Linked DNA regions of Homo sapiens: region 1 is linked to region 2. A link is a loop called in an ENCODE intact Hi-C map of the cell type or tissue named here. Cell type or tissue: PC-3. All regions are shown on one strand. Links, peaks and the distances in the headings refer to the core of each region. The heading gives the core; the rest is flanking DNA. Region 1 has its middle 410 kb from the start of CCSER2. Region 2 has its middle 210 kb from the start of CCSER2.

Region 1 (11,236 bases), core at 1,070-9,069, 200 kb before region 2:
TTCCAAGTCTTTGCTATTGTGAATAATGCCACAATAAACATACATGTGCATGTGTCTTTATAGCAGCATGATATATAGTCCTTTGGGTATATACCCAGTAATGGGATGTCTGGGTCAAATGGTATTTCTAGCTCTAGATCCCTGAGGAATCACCACACTGACTTCCACAATGGTTGAACTACTTTACAGTCCCACCAACAGTGTAAAAGTGTTCCTATTTCTCCACATCCTCTCCAGCACCTGTTGTTTCCTGACTTTTTAATGATTGCCATTCTAACTGATGTGAGATGGTATCTCATTGTGGTTTTGATTTGCATTTCTCTGATGGCCAGTGATGATGAGCATGTTTTCATGTGTGTTTTGGCTGCATAAATGTCTTCTTTTGAGAAGTGTCTGTTCATATCCTTTGCCCACTTTTTGATGGGGTTGTTTGTTTTTTTCTTGTAAATTTGTTTGAGTTCATTGTAGATTCTGGATATTAGCCCTTTGTCAGATGAGTAGGTTGCGAAAATTTTCTCCCATTCTGTAGGTTGCCCGTTCACTCTGATGGTAGTTTCTTTTGCTGTGCAGAAGCTCTTTAGTTTAATTAGATCCCATTTGTCAATTTTGTTTTTTGTTGCCATTGTTTTTGGTGTTTTAGACATGAAGTCCTTGCCCATGCCTATGTCCTGAATGGTATTGCCTAGGTTTTCTTCTAGGGTTTTTATGGTTTTAGGTCTAACATTTAAGTCTTTAATCCATCTTGAATTAATTTTTGTATAAGGTGTAAGGAAGGGATCCAGTTTCAGCTTTCTACATATGGCTAGCCAGTTTTCCCAGCACCATTTATTAAATAGGGAATCCTTTCCCCATTGCTTGTTTTTCTCAGGTTTGTCAAATATCAGATAGTTGTAGATATGCAGCGTTATTTCTGAGGGCTCTGTTCTGTTCCATTGATCTATATCTCTGTTTTGGTACCAGTACCATGCTGTTTTGGTTACTGTAGCCTTGTATTATAGTTTGAAGTCAGGTAGCGTGATGCCTCCAGCTTTGTTCTTTTGGCTTAGGATTGACTTGGCGATGCGGGCTCTTTTTTGGTTCCATATGAACTTTAAAGTAGTTTTTTCCAATTCTGTGAAGAAAGTCATTGGTAGCTTGATGGGGATGGCATTGAATCTATAAATTACCTTGGGCAGTATGGCCATTTTCATGATATTGATTCTTCCTGCACATGAGCATGGAATGTTCTTCCATTTGTTTGTATCCTCTTTTATTTCATTGAGCAGTGGTTTGTAGTTCTTGAAGAGGTCCTTCACATCCCTTGTAAGTTGGATTCCTAGGTATTTTATTCTCTTTGAAGCAATTGTGAATGGGAGTTCACTCATGATTTGGCTCTCTGTTTGTCTGTTGTTGGTGTATAAGAATGCTTGTGATTTTTGTACATTGATTTTGTATCCTGAGACTTTGCTGAAGTTGCTTATCAGCTTAAGGAGATTTTGGGCTGAGACAATGGGGTTTTCTAGATATACAATCATGTCATCTGCAAACAGGGACAATTTGACTTCCTCTTTTCCTAATTGAATACTCTTTATTTCCTTCTCCTGCCTAATTGCCCTGGCCAGAATTTCCAACACTATGTCTAATAGAAGTAGTGAGAGAGGGCATCCCTGTCTCGTGCCAGTTTTCAAAGGGAATGCTTCCAGTTTTTGCCCATTCAGTATGATATTGGCTGTGGGTTTGTCATAGATAGCTCTTATTATTTTGAGATACGTCCCATCAATACCTAATTTATTGAGAGTTTTTAGCATGAAGTGTTGTTGAATTTTGTCAAGGGCCTTTTCTGCATCTATTGAGATAATCATGTGGTTTTTGTCTTTGGTTCTGTTTATATGCTGGATGACATTTATTGATTTGCGTATATTGAACCAGCCTTGCATCCCAGGGATGAAGCCTGCTTGATCATGGTGGATAAGCTTTTTGATGTGCTGCTGGATTCGTTTTGCCAGTATTTTATTGAGGATTTTTGCATCGATGTTCATCAAGGATATTGGTCTAAAATTCTCTTTTTTGGATGTGTCTCTGACTGGCTTTGGTATCAGGATGATGCTGGCCTCATAAAATGAGTTAGGGAGGATTCCCTCTTTTTCTATTGATTGGAATAGTTTCAGAAGGAATGGTACCAGTTCCTCCTTGTACCTCTAGTAGAATTCAGCTGTGAATCCATCTGGTCCTGGACTCTTTTTGGTTGGTAAGCTATTGATTATTGCCACAATTTCAGATCCTGTTATTGGTATTTTAAAGTGTTTTTATATGCACAGACTTAAGAGTTTTAGAAATGTATTTCTTTTTCAAAAAAAATTTGTATTGTTAATATCACTGTTAATAAGACAATTCTATATTTTGTGAATCCTGACAAAATGTGCCAAAGACACATTAATTATGTGATATTCCTGCCAAAAATATATAACATGATCATAGTGGAGAGAAATATCAGAAAAAGCTAAACTGAGGAATATCCTACAAAATTACCAGCCTATGCCTGTCAAAAATTTCAGGTTAAGGGAGACTAAAGAGATGTGACAAGTATATGCAGCACATGTTTCTTGATTGGATCCTGATCAATTTAAACTTTTGCTCTATCAGACATTTTTGAGACTATCGGTAAAATTTGAGTAAGGTCTTTAAATTATTAATAGCTTATAACAGTGTGACTTTCTGATTTTGCTAATAATGTCATGGTTTCTTGAGGAAAAAGTCCTTGTTTTTTAGGAAATGCATACTGAACGTTTAGGGTTAACAGAGTATTGTATATGCAACTGGTTCTGGACAAATTATACAGAGAGAAAATGGTACAGTAAATGTGGTAAGATGTTAACCTTTGGAAAATCTAAGTGAAGTTATAGGAATGCTTTGTACTGTTTTGCAGATTTATTGTAAATCTGGAATTATTTCAGAATAGAAAATTTAAAAAATAGCTTTTGTTGTTGGTTCTAAGTAATTGCATGTGGTCAAAGAACATGTGAGTATGATCGAGCTTGGGCAAATTATTATGACCTTTCTCTGCATCAGCCTTGCCATCTGAAAAATGAAAATAATAGTACCTATATCATAGATTGTTGTGAGAGTAACTTAAGACATTTAAAATACTGAGAACTCATCCAGGCACAAAGTGTATAAATATATGTTGTAGTAAGCTGAATAATGGCCCCCAAGACATCCGGTCCTAATCCATGAACCCTATATTACCTTACATGGAAATGAGGTCTTTGCTGATGTGATTAAGTTGGGGATCTTGAGATAGGGAGATTTTCTTGGATGATCTAGATAGGTCCTAAGTGCAATCACAAGTGTGTTTAATCAGAGGCAGGGAGATTGCAGACAGAAGAAGAGAAGACAATGTGACCATGAAGCCAGAGATTGGAGTGATGCAGCCACAAACAAAGGAATACCAGTAGCCACAAAAAAATGGGAAGCATCAAGTAACAGATTCTCTCCTAGAAATTCTGGAGGATGAAGCATCCACCAGCAATTTGATTTTGGTGTAGTTATATTCATTTTGGACCTCTGGCCTCCACGGAACTGTGAGAATGAATTTCTGTTATTTTAAACCAAAAAAAAAAAAAAAAAAAAAAAAAAAGAATGTTCCTTCAAGAATGACCCAATCACAAATCCTGGACTTGGACAATTTAAGCTCTTACCATAGACAAACAATGAAAATAGAACTGCAAAACAGCCTGTCAGGAAACCTGATCTCTCAGAAAATTTGAACAAAATTGAAACATCTTAAAACGATGAGGAATTATTTATTTGGCACCTTTGAAAAAGGAACAGAATAAACTTGAATGTCACTATGGAACCATTTAAATTAGTATGGGAAGTAGTTAAAAATAGAACTGATGTTGCAGAAAAATCAATTAGTAACATAGAAAATAGAGTTGAGAAACATATAGAATGTCAAAGAAATTAACACAGCGGAAAATAATATGAATAAGTATTTTTGTATCCACATGTTGCCTGGCTGTTCTGGCTGCTGACAACATAAACATGAAGAAACCGTTTCCACCTGCCCTTAAGGTGGTCACAGCTCAGTAAGGAAGATAGAGAAATAAATAGATAGCAATCTAGATGTCATTAATTGATACCAACTCACTATCCCAGAATCACAAAAATATAATTTTTATTATAGTAGCCACAGATGGTATACAAAAAGAAAGATAAAAAACAAGACACATTAAGAATATCCTATTGCTCTTAAAAGAAACTATGTATAGGCTTTATTCTCAGGATACTCACTAGCACATCCAAAAATCAGGAAATATTAGCATTAGTCTCCTAAATAAAAGGATAAAAATTCAAATTGTTAACAATCTATTTTGACAGAAAAGATGAAATGTATAAAACTACATATCACTATATGTGAGATAAAGCACAGCCATACACAGAGAGAAACATAGATGCCTTCAATGTTTTTGCCATTTCAAATACTATGGTCCCATTAGGATATGGGGTAGTAAATAAAGTATTGGAAAACCAAAAACACAGGAAATACCACAATGTAAATAAACAAGACAATAGCAAATATAGTTGGGAGAAAAAGTAAAATTATTTTCAAAATTATAAAAGACTTCCTTCATATCTTTACCTGGTTGAAAGTTAATATAGTTTATATTAATATTATAAACTATTAAAGAAAAAAACAAAGAAAATATAAAGGTCTTAGAACAAATGAACATCTTAAAAATAAACAAAATGTTGAATTGTTGTACTAAAAATTTAATAGAGGAATTACAGTTTGGGGTACAATGGACTAAGTGTAGTCCCCGTGTCTCTCCCACTGAATGCAACTATAAAACCTGAACAAAGACTGAAAGAAAAAAAACAAAAAACTGAAATCTAGAATTGGGCACCAGCGTGTAAAAGTAACTCCAGGAAAAGCCCTCTAGTTCTGGTTCAATAAACAGAAAGGGGATTTCTTAGTACCTAGAGAAAGTATGGAAATCTTCTTGCGTTAATTTTTTTTCTTCCACATTCTTGGGTCCCAGGCCCCATACAATCTCTTTGTGATGGCAGCAGAGATGGAATGAGAGCCCACAGGAATCCAAGTTTTGAGTGAGGAAAACTGCTTTTTGCAGTCCATGGAGCCCCAATCCCAAGAAGGTGGGTCAATCCTCTATTAATTTTATTTCTCCTTGTGTCTTCTTGCTGTTTCTCTCTAGATGCAGAAGCATATATGGAGAAGCAACTAAATCCCCAGTTTTCTGACATAATAATTAAAAATCAGAGGCCCAGGAAACTATATAGAAAATAATAGGCAGGAAATCAGAGAGAGGGAATAGCTTGGGAAAGAGGCACCATAAAGATTTGTTAATGAATTTCTGTTCTCACCCCAAAGTTGACCATGGGTAGATCTGATTTAATCAATACAGCAAAGAATTTAAGGATGGAACTCACAGATTATTGCCCAGGTCTCAGAGTGGCCACTGGGTGGCACACACACAGGACAACTAAAAATAACATTGCAAAGACTCTGAAAACTGAATTAACTTTGGGACTGCAGTCCACAGAAGGTGGGCTGGACTGTGTGTCCTAAACCTAAACAGGTTGATTGCTTGCTGAAACAAAAATAACATTTAACATAAATATTTTTAAAGACTCAGTACCTCATGACATAATATTCATGCCCAGGAACAAATCCAAAAGTACTCAATATATGAAGAATTAGAAAAATATCACTTCACACAGGGCAAAAAAAAATCAACAGATGCTAATGTAAAAATAAAATATATTAAAAATATCTGACAAAAAACGTAAAGCAATTGGCCAGGCATAGTGGCTTACACCTGTAATCCCAACACTTTGGGAGGCCAAGGTGTGAGGATTGCTTGAGGCCAAAAATTTGTAACCGGCCTGGACAACATACAGAGAACCCATCTCAATAAAAAAATAAAAAATAAAAATCAACTGGATATGGTGTTGCATACCTATAGTCCTAGCTACTAGGAAGGCTGGGGCAAGAGGATCCCAGTTCGAGGTTACTGTGAGCTATGAACATACCACTGCACTCTAGTTCGAGTGACAGAGGGAGACCCTGTTTCAAAATATGAAAAAGAACTTAAAGCAGCTATCACAAAAATGTTCCACCAAGTAATTTCTAACACTCGTGAAACAAATAAAAAAATAGACAGTTACAGCAAGAAACAGAATTGGACAGAAATAGTACAACTGAACAATACAATAACTACAATTGGAAAAAACCTCACTAAAAGGTCTCAATATTGGAATGGATATGACAGAGGAAGGGATCAGTGAACTCAAAGATAGTTTAATAAAAACTATCCAGTCAGAGTAACAGAGAAAAAATAGATTTGAGAAAAATTAACAGGGCCTTCGGAACATGTGCGATAATAAAAAAGGTCTAACATTGTATCGTTAGAGTTCCAAAAGGAGATAAGAAAAGAATGTAGACCTGAAAAAAAATGTTTGAAGAATTAATAGCTGGAAATTTCCTGTTTAGCAACAGACATAAACTTAAAGATTCAAAATGTTCAACAAATTCCTAAGAGGACAAACCCAAAGAAATCCATGCTCTGTGACACATATGCAACCTGCTAAGAATAGAAGGCAATTAAAAACCTTTAAACAGAGACAAGCTACGCATTATTTGTAGGAAAACAATAATTCAAATGACAATGAATTTTTTATCAGAAATCATGGAGTTCAGAATAAAGTAGCACACATTTTTAGGTACTGAAAGGAAAGAACCATCAGCCCAGATTTCTTTATTCAGTGAAAATATTCTTCAAAAAATAAAAGAGAAATAAGATATTCTCAAATAAAGAAAACCTAAGAGAATTATTTGCCAGCAGACCTGCTTTAGAAAAATATTGTTAATGCAAATTTTTCAGATAGAAGCAAAATAATACCAGAAAGAAAAATGGAACATAAGGAATGAAAGAAGAAAACAAAATGGTAAATATCTGGGTAAATATAGACTACTTTCTCTTGAGATCCTTAAGATATGTTTCATGGTTGAAAGTTAAAATTATAACATTGTCTTGCAGGGTTTTCAATGCACCTAGTAAGAAAAGGGATCTATATGGTGGTAAGATATATCAACATCCATTTGATGTTGATAAAATATGTAGTCTAATTAGACTAAATATAAAGTTAAGTAATTCTCTAGAGCAATTACTAAAATAAATTTCAAGGAGATATAGTCAAAGACTCAATGGGCAAGTAAAATAGAATACCAAAAAATATTCAAAAAGTGCAAAAGAATGCAGAAAATAGAGAATGGAGATACAAAAATGAAGAGAACAAACAAAACTAAATAATAAAATGGTAAAGTGGAATACAAATATATCAATAACTGTATTAAATGTAAATGGTCTGAGCACACCAATTAAAAGACAGAGATCATTAGAATGGGTAGCAAAACATAATACAACTATATGTTGTCCATGTGAAATCTAATGCTTCAAATAGGTTATAAGGAAAAGGATAGAAAAAGATATACCATGCAAACTCTTACAAAAGAAGTTGGAGTTGCTATATTCATATCAGACAAAGTAGATTTCAGCACAAAGAAAATTACCAGAAATAAAGAGAAACCTTACATAATGATTCAACAGTCAATTTGTCATGAAGATATAACAACCCTAAATGTGTATGCACCTAACAACAGAGCTCCAAAATACAGGGCATAAAAACTGAGAAAACTGAAGGAGAAATTGACAAATTTTCTGTTACAGATAGAAATTACAATGCTCATAGATTGAATATCAGAAAAAAATATAGAACTCAACAATACCATAAATCAATAGGATCTAACCAACATTTTTTGAACACTTCATCCAACAATAGCAGAAGTCACATCCTTTTCAAATTCACAAGAAAGATTCACTAAAATATACCATATCCTAGATTGTAAAACAAATCTTAACAATATATTTTTTTAAGAGATGGTGGTCTAGCTATGTTGCCTAGGCTGGTCTTGATCTCTAGGGCCCAAGCGATCCTCCCGCTTCAGCCTCCCAAACTGCTGGGATTACAGGAATAAGCCACCACACCTGGCCAAACCTTAACGAATTTAAAAGAAAAAGAATCATACAAAGTATATTATCTTATTATAATGTAATTAAAGTAGAAGTCAAAACAGGGAAAATTCTCCAAACACTTGAAAATTAAAAAGTACACTTGTAAAACCAGTCAAGCAACAAAAGAGTAAAAAGCAGTAAGAATTTACTAGAGGGGTATGGTAGAGGGCACAGAGAGATCCCCTCTGTGCACAGATGCATAGGAAAGGTCTAAAACTAAAGGCAAAGCTGGAACAATGATAATATTTTTCTAGTACCCCAGTTTCCACTCTATGCACAAAATAATATCAAAATAACTTCAAGACAGTGGTACATTGAAGGTAAACAGAACAAGTCAAACATACCCCAATTCCTAAATATAACTGAACTGTTTACACTTCCATCAAAATATTAATCAAAAGAAGGATGGATAAGCCATATTCCTAACAGGTAACATAAACTTAAGAACAAGGAATATTACCAGGAATAAAGAGGAGCATTTCATAATAAGAAAGGGATCAATCACAAAGAGAACAGAACAATCTTAAATGTCTATGCAACTAAAAACAGAGTATCAAAATAAGGAAAGCAAGAATTGATGGGACTAAAGGCTAAATTTTAAAATCCACAATTTTAGTGGCAGACATCAAAATCTTCTCTTAGTAATCAATAGAACAAAATCAGAATATACATTAGACTTAAAAACATTACAAATTAACTTGACCTGACTGACATCTAGAGAAATCATTCATGAGCAACTACGGGATACATGTTTTTCTCAAGTGCACATGGAATATTCACCATGATAAATCATACTCCAGGTCATAAAACATACTTCAACAAATTTAAAATGATTAATGTCATATAAAGTATATTCTCTTATAAAAACAAAATTAAACTTGAAATCAATAACAGAAGAATAGCTAGAGATATCCAAATATTGAGAAATTTCAAAACACACTTTTGCATAACCCGTAGGTCAAAGACCAAGTCAAAAGAGAAATTAGAAAATATTATAACTTGAATGAAAATGAAAACACAGCATACATTAATTTGTGAGATGCAGTACTTGGCAACAATTTTAGCATTAAATGCTAATATCGCAAAAGAGGTGTGCCATTTATTAATTTATTACATCTCATTTCTATATTTATTTTCAATGTATGTTCTGTGATAATAGAATTAATTTAAGCATCTTTCCTGTAAATTCAGCACAATGTTGTGCTTTCTCAGTAGAGGGCACTGGAAGGACATTGCAGGAGGAAGTCCCTCTCCTGGGAGGAAGACACTCTCCAGCTGCTGCATGGGAGAAAGTAGGGGAGTGGGTCAAGAGTGTAGACCAAGTGTACAGTATTTTCAAAGTCTAGTGTATTACAGCAAAAAACAATAATAATAAAATAGAGACTGAAGGGAAAAAAAAGTCTCAATTTGCTGAAGACATGATTGTCTGCATAGAAAATCCAAAAGAATCTATAACATAGCTACTAGGAATAAAAAGTGACTTTAGCAAGATCATGGGGAAGAAGAACAATGCAAAAAAATTAATTGTACTTCAATATACTAGCAATGAACAAATGGAAGTTGAAATAACATTGAAAATAACACAAAAATATGAAATATTAGGTATAAATCTAAATAAGGACAAAATATGTAGGCTGAACACTGTAAGACAATAATGAGAAAATTTGAAAAGATCTAAGTAAATGAGTGAATAAGAGAATATATGGGCCGGGCCTGGTGGCTCACACGTGTAATCCCAACACTCTGGGAGGCCGAGGTGGGCGGATCACAAGGTCAGATCGAGCCCATCCTGGCTAACACAGTGAAACCCCATCTCTACTAAAAATACAAAAAATTAGCTCGGCATGGTGGCACGCTCCTGTAATCCCAGCTACTCGGGAGACTGAAGCAGGAGAATCACTTGAACCGGGGAGGCAGAGGTTGCAGTGAGCCAAGATCATGTCACTGCACTCCAGCCTGGGTGACAGAGCGAGACTCCATCTGAAAAAAAAAAGAAAAAGAAAAGAATATACTATGTGCAGGATTGGAAGACTCATTATTGTTAAAATATTATTTCTCTTCAAACTGATCTATGGTTTGAAAGCAATCACAAGAAATTCCAGCAGGATTTTTTTTCAGAAGTCAGTGACCTAATTATTATATGGAAAAACAAAGGCACTATAATAGTCAAGCTGATTATGAAAAAGAACAAAGTTGGTGAAATTACACTATCTGACATTAAGACTTACAATGACCTTACAGTAACCAAGACAGCTTCTATTAGTGAAAGAACAGATACGCATGTCAATGAATCATAATAATGAGTCCAGATATAAAACTCAGGTCAAAATACATAAGGCAACAATTGCTAGAACCACAAAAAGAGAGAAATATATTACTATATTTTTTGGCTTCAACACACCTCTATGATTAATTGAGAAATCAGTAGTTAGAAAAATCAGTAAGGAAATACAATCATGAGCCTCATAATGCTGTTTTGGTCGATGACAGACCAGATATACAACGGAGGTCCAATAAGATTATAATGAATCTAAAAATTCCTATTATCTAGTCATAGCCATAATGTCATTAACGTCATAGTGCAGCATATTGCTCTTGTGTTTGTAGTGATGCTGGTGTAGACAAACTTACTACATTACTGGTCATACATTAACTTTTAAAAAATACAATTCTCTGTGTTTTTTTTTTAAAGTCTCTGCCTCTCTTTCCTTGTCCTTTTTCTAATATTGTGTATGTGAGCTTTATTATTTTATTGCATATTTTATTTTTTATTTTTATATTTTATATTTATATTTTATTTCTCCCTTTAAATTTATTTGTTATTTCTGCCATTTTCTGTTTTATAAATATGGTTATCCCTTGATATCCACAGGGTATTGGTTCCAGGAGCTCCTGTGATACCAAACTCTGCAGATGTTCAAATGGCATAGCATTTGTGTATAACCTATACACATCCTCCCATATACAGTATTTTAAATTATCTCTAGATTACCTATAACACCAAATAAAATGCAAATGCTATGTAAATAGTTGTTATACTATATTGTATTGTGTTTGTATTATTTTTATTGTTGTATTGTTATTTTTCCAATTTTTAGAATATTTTGGCTCCGCAATTGGTTGAATCCACTGATATGGAACCCACAGATATGAAGGGCCAA
Region 2 (11,236 bases), core at 1,615-9,614:
CCGTTAATTAGGAAAACAAGCAATTTGTGGAAGAGAAAACTTGAATGACCAACGAGCATATGAAAAAAGGCTTGGCCCCATCAGTCATAGGGCAAATAAAAATGAACCAAAATATGACTTCATTTTCTTATAGTCAGACTGAACTTGGAGAAAACTCAAGTAAAGTTTATTCATGTTTTGTTGTTGATTTTGAGACAGGGTTTCACTATGTTGCCCAGGCTGAAATGCAGTGGTGCAGTCATGGCTCACTGCAGTCTCAACCTCCTGGGCTCCAGAAATCCTCCCTGCTCTAATTCTTGAGTAGCTGGGAAGGCACTTGGGAAGGCACCTGGCCTTGACAATGTTTTTTAAAGCTGAGGATGCACACACCCTATGTAAAGCCAACAATTCCACTACTAGTGTACCTGCTGATAGATTCTTGCTTTGGCAACAGGAGATACAGGCAACAACATTCACTGCAGAAGGTTTACAATGTTGAAAAGTCAGAAACAAATGTACTCCCCAGGAGGGAAAAGGATAAGTAACCATGGTTTATTCTTACAATCAAAAGCACTCCACTGCGGTACAAATGAACAAAACATATTTATAAATTAACATGAATAATTCTGAAGAGTGTGAAATTGAATAGAGATTTAACTCAACTTCAGAAGCCTGGGAGTAGAGGGGAAGGGAATGGGAGTGTTGGGGCTTTAGTTGTATTCTTTTAATATTTTATTTCTTCAAAGAGAGAGACAAAGGTAAAACAAATGTGGCAAGCTGTTATCATCTATTAGATTTGGGTGGTGAACACATATTTAAATGTTTTGTTTTTTTTAATGTTTGAAAATGTTTCATAATAAAAAAAAAACTGAAAAGAATATTTTGGCTGGGCACAGTGGCTCATCCCTGTAATCCCAACACTTTGAGAGGCCAAGGTGGGAGGATTGCTTGAGTCCAGGAGTTTGAGACCGGCCTGGGAAACATAGCAAGACCCCACCTCTACAAAAATCCTTTTTTTTTGAGACAGAGTCTTGCTCTGTCACCCAGGCTGCAGTGCAGTGGCATGATCTTGGTTCACTGTAACCTCTGCCTCCTGGGTTCAAGCGATTACCTCTGCCTCCTGGGTTCAAGCGATTATCTGCTTTAGACTCCTGAGTAGCTGGGACTACAGGTGCCCGCCACCATGCCCGGCTAATTTTTTTGTATTTTTTAGTAGAGCCAGGGTTTCACCATGTTGGCCAGGCTGAACTCCTGACCTCAGGTGATCCGCTCGCCTTGGCCTCCCAAAGTGCTGAGATTACAGACATGAGCCACCACGCCCAGCCAAAAATATTTTTTTTAAAAGTAGCTGGGCGTGGTAGCATACCCCTATAGTCCTAGCTACTCAAGAGGCTGAGGCAGGAGGATCACTTGAGCCCAAGAGGTCAAGGCTGCAGTAAGCCATGATCGCGCCACTGCACTCCCGCCTGGATGACAGGTGAGATCCTGTCTCTAAAAAAAATAAAGAATACTTTAAAATACAGTCTTCCAGGAGCTCCTAGCCTCCTAGGGTCATGAGATAACAATGTGATAAAGAGTTTTACAGGGAGTCAGACCGTAGACAAATGCCTGGAAGAACTCGGGGAAAGCATCACAGAAGGGGTGAGACAATTTGGGTCCTGAGGGATCCATAGGAGTCTTTTGGTTGGAGAAGGAAAGTCTGGGCCCCTTGGGCAGATGCTCATGTAAAAGCACAAGGATGGAAAAGCACGCTGTTTGGGGGACCGGGATGGGTCGGAGAGGCAGCTGGGGTGGGAGGGTAGAGGCCTAACCAGGAAGGCTCTGGGCCACGCTAAAGACCTCTTCCTATGGGACAGGGAGAGGAGCAGTATGCGCAGTTTCTCTGTCCCTCGTTTCTCAGACAACAATGATTCAAGAAGGAAAAACAAACAAAAAAAAAAATGTGAGCCCAAAAGAAGATGAGTATGATTCACTGGACTTCTGGCAATGGCTTACGAAAGACCATTGCCTGCAGACCACGTGACTCAGGTAGACTCCATGGCCCAGGCCTGGCCAGTCAGAGTATTGCTTCTCAACTGATGCAGTTTTAGAGATGAACACATGGCCCAATCTAAGTCACAGGTAGGGAGTGACACCTTTACTGGGTTTCCTAGAAAGGGACTCTCCCTCTCCCCCTAGAGCCTAACAGATTGTGGCTGTCCTGCCAGGGGTAGGAGCCTGAGACCAGACATGACATGGAGGAGACAGGAGCGTAAAGAAGGATGGAAAGAAACAGCATCCGTACGGCTTCTGTCAAACCCAAATCAGCCACACCTGAACTGCTCCCACCTAAGCAAGTTTGGATCTGGTTCTCCATCATCTACTTCAGTTAATCTCATGACTTTATCCCTTGTCCAGCTTAGAGTCAGTTTCCCTATCTTCAACTTTGGGCCCCTTAAAGTATGATCGGCCTCCTCCCAGGCTGATGACCTGAGCTTTGTATCTATCTCAAAGACCCTTCTTGGATAACCCTGGGAGGCTGGCCCGTAGGCAGAGAGGGTCAAATGCCCGACAAGAGAAGGTGAGAGAGACGGCTTCAAAGATTGTGGGAGCAGGGCAAGGAGGGTTCAGAGAGGGGCACAAACACCCCCTTCTCCACAAAGCATACAAGTCACCCACCGTTTGTTCAGCCCACGTATTGAATGGGGCCTTCCACGGCGGCTGCATTGCAGCAGGCGTATTTAACATCACCCTTGTCAATCTGTGACAGCCGTTTCTGCATTCTCCTCTCATCGCCATTAACATAGAAATAGCTCCATAATGACACCAGGCCTTCCCGAGCACCGCTCTCTGCTTATCTCATTATCAATGAAACTATCTTGTTATGTGGGTAAACTGGAAACAGGAACGTTCTGTATCAGATGTCACGGGGCAATTCTCCCTCATTATTTCATCACGCCGAGAGAAACTGGAGCAGCTGCTGAAATCTGCTCCTGTTTTTGAGCTTTAGGAGCAACATTTTAGAAGAGAAGCAGCTCAGATGTCAGCTGCAGTGAGTCCTAGGGGGTCTGTGAGGGGCATATTTCCTGACAACTCCCTGGTATTACTTGTCTTTGCACAAAGCAATGCCCCAGAAAGACACAGGGCAGTAAAGGCTGGGGAGGAGTGGAGAGGGGGAGGGGTCCAGGCCTGGCCAGAAATCCCCCCCAGTCAACCACTGGGTTCAGCTTTGCAGCAAGGGAGGCAGAGGGGGCTGCAGTAGCCAAAGCCCAGCTGTAACACCCCGTGACCTGCGGAGGGCTACTAATGGGTAAAAGTAGAGGCGGAGGCTTGCCAATCTGTCTGTTCGCTCCTTTTCCAGAGTTCTAATCGGGAATCTTCATGGAATACGACCTGTCCATCACAACTCAGCCCACTGTTCGTATAATGGCTTTTCCTGGCTGGTGGCTAATTGCTTTAGAATACCTGTGCTGGGCCCGCAGGTCACCATCCACTGTGTTTTATGGCTCTTGCAAAGGAAACCACTTATCAGGTGTGTAAACTCGAGGCAAATCAGGATCCTTAGAACATGCTGTTGTACTTGAGCTACAGGGAAGGAAAGCTATGATGCTTGGAAATACCAGCGTAACTGGCGGTGGCGTCTTCCATGGCTTTGAATGAGACAAGACAGCTGCTCTAGCCCTACCCAACAGAGAAAAGGAAAGAAAATCACAATCTCTCTATGCGGTGTCAATTGTTCCATAAGTGGAGGCTACAAGATTTGGAGACAATTAATAAGAACACTGTTGTATCAAGTTGGGCCCCTCTATCAAGTCTTTGCGGAATTCCATCCCGGGGTGATGCTGGGTAGCAGCCTGGCCCCTCACCTTGTACTGGTGGTGCAGGGCATTTGCCTGAACTCTGACTGAAGATAGTGTCCTCCCCTGCCTACACACATACACCACACACACACACACACACACACACACACACACACACAAGCATATACACCATACACACCATACAAGCTCTTAGGAAGACAGCTCTGTGGCTTGCACAATTTTCAAAATATCATTGTCTCAATGATATCATTTGTATCATGGAATTGGGCTATGAGTCATTCAGGCCTGACTGAGAAAAGGACATTGGTCAGTCAGCTTTGCTGGACAACCTCCACAAGCTCTCAGTGGCATATGACAATAAGCACTAATTCCCATGCTTGTAAGTGTGGCCCACTGAAGACAACTGGATGCTTGTCAAGGCTGGGCTCAGCAGGTCGGCTCTGCTTCGGGCAGTGGGACTGCAGGGCTCGGCTTCCCACTGCAGGTTGGGCTCAGGCCTGCTCTATGTGTGCTTATTATGGGATCCAGGATGAAAGGGCAGCAGCTACCAGGAGGAAACGCTTCTCATTTAGGTTCAATCAGTGAAGTGCGGGGATGCAAAGCCAATCTCTCAAGCACATTGAAAGCCTCTGCTAACCCTATGACTGCTAATATTCCATTGGCCAAAGTCATCTGCCCAAACCCAAAGTCAAGGACCTGGAAGCATGCTCTGCACAGCCTGAGGCCATGGTGAGGGTGAGTGTGGGATCCTATTCCCCCTATGCCCATCCAGATGTGCAGCCTGCCTGGGGGTGCTGAGTGGTGTTTGGGGACCATGGCCTGTGGGAAGGAGGCCAAGCCCTTCTGCCTGAGCAGGGCAGCAGAGATTCCGCGCTCTGTCGGCCAATGCCCAACTAAAGACAGGAAATTCGAGGTGAGTGACACCCAGAGGTTCGGAGAGGAAATGACACCTGGAAAGCCTGGCCCTTAAGTCCAGCCTTTGCCCTGAGGGGTGGGAGCCCATAGGCCTTCCAGCTGGGTCCCCGCAGGAGAGGCCTGGAGAATGGAGGGGAGAGCACTTCGTTGTCATCTGGATCTGCCTGCAGCCCCGGTCACCTGGCTGAATCTGGGCAGGGCCAGGCCAGGCCCACCTTGGACAGGTGCCCTGCACCGCGTGGACAGGACCGAGGCTCGGGAATCCTTGCTTCCCACGGCAAATTTTCCCTCTGGAAAACGGGAGAGACAGAAACGTGTTGCACGGAAGCACCGGGAACGCGGCGCGCCCACGCTTCTGGCCCTGGCTGGGGGCGCCGTCGGGAGACCCATCCCTCATTCCGAGGGAGCCCCCCAGGACCCCCCCGCACCGCGCCCTCCCTCTCCCCTGCGCTTGAGAAGGACTTGGTGCCTCCAGGTCGCGGGAATCTTCATCACTTCTGCAGCACTGGAGGAGGGCGCCGTTTCCACCCCTCACCATAGGCTGTAGCCGCAGGCCAGGACGCTCAGCTGGCCCCGCTGGGGCGTCCTGGCAGACAAAGTCGTCAAGAGGATTTCCAAGCGCAGCGAAGTTGCCCCTCAGATGATCAGGCAGGGTCGGGGGACCCGGCCCTGGGATCCCGCGGCCCGTTAGCTAGCCTGACTCAGCCCCGGTGAGGCGGATCCGGAGCGGGAGCCGGGCGCACTCGTGTGGCCATGCCTGGGAACGCAGGTCCGGGAAATGGGCCGCCGGGAGCTCAGGACCAGCTGCCAAGACCCCAGGGAAAGAAACATCATCTGGAGGAAGGAGGCGAAGGGAGGGAGGCCCCGGGAGCCCCTTGACAGGCCTCATTCACGCTCTGCATGTTGGAAGGCCCTTGACAGAACTGAATCTTTTATGATGGCCAGAGATGCATCCCCTTTGAAAGGAGGGCTGCCAGGTAGCACAGCCCTGCATCCTGTTCCCCAAGTTTCCCTTTCCCCTGGGGACTCACTGAGCACCTAGTCACCCCACGGCTTTGCTCTCCCTTGGGAGCTCTAGCCTGAGTCCGGTGTGAGGCTCCTCCAAGGCTGCCCTGAAGATTTGGAGGCAGCCTAAGAGACATAGCCCAGGGTAACAGGAAACAAGACAGTAACAGACAACTAAGCCCTGTGGAATCCATTCATTCCACAGGAGGTGGGGCGTGACCACCATGAGCTAGCCACCCTGGAAGGCTCTGAAGCTGTGTCCTTTGCACGCTACAGGAGGCTTTTGAATTCGACCACCAAAATTCAGACTTACCAAAGGGCAAACCCCACAGTGAGTCCTCTGCTCAGCAGGGGGCTTCTGGGTTCCTTCCCTGCTTTAAGCCCAGAAAGAGACCTCACATACTTCTGGCTCCCCAGCCCTATGCACCTCTGACGTGAGAACTCACATTTAATGGGGAGTTACTGTGTGGGAGGCACACACTCCCTTCTGATCATTTGGGTGGGCACTGGTCCTACCCAGTTTCATTCAAGAATTGGAGTGTGACTGATGTGGTTTGGCCATGTCACCACCCAAATTTCATCCTGAATTCTCAGTTATTGTGGGAGAGACCTGGTGGGAGGTAACTGAATCATGGGGGCAGGTCTTTCCCGTGCTGTTCTTGTGATAGTGAATAAGTCTCGTGAGATCTGATGGTTTGAAAAACAGAGTCTCCCTGCACAAGCTCTCTTCTCTTGTCTGCCACCATGTGAGACCTGCCTTTCACCTCCTGCCATGATTGTGAGGCCTCCCCAGCCATGTGGAACTGTAAATCCATTAAATCTCTTTCTTTTGTAAATTGCCCAGTCTCAGGTATCTCTTTATCAGCAGCATGAAAACGGACTCATACAGTGACCTTAGATGTGCTAAGAGTAAACTGGAAATTTTGAAGAAGTTCATCCAGGCAGATTGCCTTCACATTTTGGCCAGCTGCCTGGGAGCTTGATGCCATCTTTTGGATTTAGCCCAAGATTCTCAAACTTGTGATCAGTTATACTCCAAGGAATCCATAAAGGAATTTTGCTTTATTTAGTCATTTCATGGAGCATGGCGCACTGGGATATGTTGACAGTCATTTGATGTGATTGTGAGTTTGTTATTGATATAATTAGTGCAGCCAGAGAAAAGCAGCTAAAACTTCTGGGAAATTGACTCGTAATATTGTAACACATAATATAGGGGAAAAAGCAGAACCACAATAATGATTGGGGACTTGTGGTTCCTGTGCGCTTGAAGATGTGTGTGCTTGGGATTTTGATAATTTACAAAGCTTTATGCCCTCATCTCTCTGCTTTCCAGCCTTTTTAAGATCTGAAAGGAAATTTGCAAATTGGCTTCTGAAAACTATAACTGATACATCAGCAAATCAGAGCTGGCCTTGGTGAGTGAAGTCCAAATGCTGGGGCCCAGACCTGGACCCCAGTGATGGAAGGAGCACTGTATACCTGGAGACCAAAGAATCCTTTTCAAAAGAGACACCCACTTCAGGTGCAGGGGTGGCTCATTCTACTTCTGAGAAACAAACTTGCCTTCCCCCTGCCCCTCCTTTCCCATTGTTGACAACACCCCCACCCCAATCCCTGGCCTGCTGACACAGAGAACGTGTCCCAACTGGCAGAGCAAAGTTGTTTGGAGCCACTGAACACTTTAGCCAAATTCTTCAACTCTAAGCTAGCCTGCATCTAGAAGACAAAGACAACTGTTCTCCCATAATAACACAAAAGGTTCTTAGGGTTTTGGGGCATTACCCGTGGTGACCAGAGTGCCTAGTCCACCTCTCTGGAGCCAGGAAGAGAGAGAAATACTCTCTCTAGAGTATTTCTTCTATCTCTAGACGTGAAAGAAATACAGTGCCAGCCACATACTCAATTTTAAATTTTTTAAAAGTCCCATTTTATAATGTGAAAAGAAATAAGTAAAATTAATAACTTATTTTTTATTAATCCAGCATGAAATAATTTATTTCAAGATGTAATGAGTATAACAATTATTAATGAGATATTTTTCCTTTTTTATATGAAATCTGCTGTGGATTTTATATTTCCAGGGCATCTCAGTTCAGACCAGCTGCAATTTAAGTGCTCAGGAGCCACATGTAACCTGTGACTGCCTTATTGGACAGCGCAGGTCTAGAGTACATCTCTGGAGCTCATGGAACAACAGAGCACTGTCACTGCCACCACCCAAAGTCCAAACCAAGGGGCCAGGCCCTCAGCGCTGCCTTCGAAACATAACTGAACCAAAACTACCACAAATGTGGGTGGTGCCTGGGCCCGAAAGACCTAGTGGATAGCATTTGCTGAAAGCCTTCATGGGTCATTCTCATCCCAGGAATGACTGCTTGGGGAAAGGCTGAGCCAGGGCCCCTATATAAACAAGCATACTTGTTCCATCGGGACCCTTGGTTGGCTTTTCCAGGTAAATGAATGTCCACAGGAGGGCACCTACAACATCTTTAGTGCCATTGTTGTTGAATTAAAAATGAAGTCCAAGGCTGGTCTTGTGATGGATTAATCGACTTTTTATTGTGCAATAAGCAATGGAACACACATTTCCTTCTTAGCCTTGGCTGCCAGGAAACTCAGAGCCAAGTAGGTTCTCAGTTAAAAACTATTGCCTCAGCTATTCCTCCATTATGATATGGTTGTTTTCCTTTCACTTTTATTTTAATACTTTGAGGATTTGACAGGGTTTCCATCTTCTGAAACTTCAAGCAACTGTAAATCATTTTTAGAAATGGGCGGGGTACGTATAAGGAAGGTTTCAGATTTTACCACTAGATGGCAGCATTGTACAATAGACTACCGCCTTCAGCCTCCCGCCGGCCCTCCCCACTATCGCTCCGGCCTATTCCACTCCTTTAATAGCTCTATGACTTGGGCCATTGACTTTTAACACTCTGAGCCTCTCCTCTGTTTTATCATGTGAAAAAGGAAATGCTATTGTGAAAACGAACTGAGATGAAATATAGCTGGAGATGTAGTAGTAGCCTTGTGATTAAGTGCATGGATTCTGATGCAGATGACCTGGTTTCAAATTCTATTTCGCCATTTAATAGCTGTAAGTGCAGGCAAGGTATCTAACTTCAAGCCTTAGTTTCTCCTCTGTAAAATAGTGAGGCTAGTGCCTGCTTCTTAGGAATGTTGCAAGAATTTGAGGGCAGGATATAAAGCGCTTAGAACAATGCCTGGCCACACAGAACATCAAGGGTTAGAAGCTACCATCATTATCATCATCAACACATAAAGCACCCAGCACAGCACATGGAGTCATGCTTCTAGACCCCAGTGTGACACTCTTGTGCCTGTTGGTCTACGAGATGTTGGAAATGAGGCCTCCGCATGGGCTCTTCTTTGTGCCAAGGTGGGAGAACTGACTTCTGGCCCTGCTGCTCTTTGGGGTCAGAAACTGGATGGGGAGGGAGGGATGTGGTAGGTGCACTGGGAAGAAAGATGTCTGGGAGCAGCTTGTGCTGTGGGGAAGGCTTGTGGGAAGTGGGCTGGAGAGGTGAACAAATCTCTTTACGAATGTCATTGTGCAGTGTATTTGGATCCCGTCACCATTTTTGACAAAGCAAGTAAAGAGTTGACACTATTGTGAACTTTTGGCTCCCGGACTGTGTTTTAGTTTTTCCACTGCACCCTCCGTCAACACTAAACAAGAGTGGTCCTTCATTTATAATGGTTGCATTTATAAAGCACTCAACAAACATTAACTATTATTGTTGAGTGTCAGAGAACACTCAATAAACATCATGTATTATTATGCGACCAGGCTTCTGCATTCCACACCCACGTGGGTGTAATAACGCTGGGTTTTCTCCAGCGCAGTCTCCACCTGCAGGACCATAGAAACCCCCAAACTCCCTGTTGTTTCCTTTGAAACTCGCTGTATTTTCTGTTTCCAAGAACAAAAATGATTTTGTTGAATTTAATTTTCAAGTTTATATTACAGCAAAAGAAACTCAGATTTGGAAAACAAAATTAAAATTATAGTATTGAATATTCTTTCTTTAAACTCCACCCCCTCAGATATTCTAAATAACCCTCTGAAGGCAGCTTAACCTTCCCTGAAGCTCCTTGGTTCCATGAGAAGTGATTCCCCCTCAACCTCCCTCTCTAAATCTCTTCCTGTGTTAAAAAATCAATATTAGACATGAGGCCTTGCCTCAGTTTGGGGAGCATATATCTAAACACCACAGGCCCTACAGTCTGGCATACTCAGCTTCCCAAACCCTCTGTGCTATATTCCTAAGATTCCCACTGCTTCACTCACTGATAAGGAATAATGTAAGACTAACTTTATTAAAACAATTTGGGGTCACCATGTGGCGCCCAGACAGTCATCTCTTGCTACACAGTGTGTTTGGAGGAATAAGGTAGGAATCAGATGCAAAATCTTCAGTGGGGCTCTCAGAACTAGGGATCCCAAATTAGAGGGTCCAGAGACCTGGGGCCATGCCCCATGGCCACATGGGCCTGTGATGGACATCTGACAGTGAGCACAGGCTTTGCCTTCCCACCCCCACAAAGTTGGAAGGCAGCTGTGGCTCATTGCTGCTATCCTCCTGGGCCACCAAAGGTCACAGCATAGGTCTATGGCCACGGGGAGTCAATCTCTCTTGGGGGTTCCAGCTTCAGCAGCATCAGCCTTGAGAGAAAAGGGGGCTGTGCAATCAGGCAAGTACAAGGTGGGGAACAAAGGCATCCACACTGGGAAAGGAAAAGTAATACTGTCTACTGTAGATGACAAGCTCCTGTGTGCAGAAGATCCCAAGGAACCCATAAAAGCACTATCAGAACTAATACAAAGATCTATTAGTCTGCTTTAATCCTGCTGATAGAGATATACCAAAGACTGGGTAATTTATAAAGGAAAAGAAGTTTAATGGACTCACAGTTTCATGTGGCTGGGGTGGCCTCACAATCATGGTGGAAGATGAAAGGCATTTCTTTTTTTTTTTTTTTTCTTTTTTTTTTGAGACGGAGTCTCGCTCTGTCGCCCAGGCTGGAGTGCAGTGCCGCGATCTCGGCTCACTGCAAGCTCCGCCTCCCGGGTTCACGCCATTCTCCTGCCTCAGCCTCCTGAGCAGCTGGGACTACAGGCGCCCGCCACCACACCTGGCTGATTTTTTATATTTTTTAGTAGAGACGGGGTTTCACCATGTTAGCCAGGATGGTCTCGATTTCCTGACTTAGTGATCCACCCGCCTCAGCCTCCCAAAGTGCTGGGATTATAGGCGTGAGCCACCACGCTCGGCCGAAAGGCATTTCTTATGTGGAGGCAGGCAAGAGAGAGAATGAGCAGGGGAACTCCCTTTTTTAAAACCGTCAGATCTCGTGAGACTTATTCACTACAAAAACAGCAGCACAGGAAATACCCACCCCCATGATTCAATTACCTCCCACTGGGTCCTTCCCATAACATGTGGTAATTACGGGAGCTACAATTCAAACTGAGATTTGGGTGAGGATACAGCCTAACCATATTATTCCACCCC

What was found. Peaks named below come from ENCODE experiments on the same cell type or tissue, not always from the same donor. Only the 100,000 strongest peaks of a DNase experiment are listed, where the experiment ranks them.
Region 1: it touches region 2 in a loop (5-fold over the local background); 8 of 110 quality-filtered maps call a loop at or near these places.

The regions. Positions count from the first base shown.
Region 1 is chr10:84,737,911-84,749,146 of GRCh38, reverse strand. No RefSeq gene overlaps it. Among named protein-coding and RNA genes, the nearest start is that of CCSER2, 410 kb to the right of the region's middle. In PC-3, for the core only: a CTCF peak has its summit at 5,458 (motif pointing right); no DNase peak of the experiment used is centred there.
Region 2 is chr10:84,534,891-84,546,126 of GRCh38, reverse strand. No RefSeq gene overlaps it. Among named protein-coding and RNA genes, the nearest start is that of CCSER2, 210 kb to the right of the region's middle. RefSeq lists enhancers at 2,589-3,088, 8,418-9,122, 10,375-10,874. In PC-3, for the core only: CTCF peaks have their summits at 4,662, 5,240, 5,442, 8,508 (motif pointing right) and 1 weaker place; DNase peaks (open chromatin) are centred at 5,896 and 8,556; H3K4me3 peaks cover 1,422 bases; H3K27ac peaks cover 925 bases.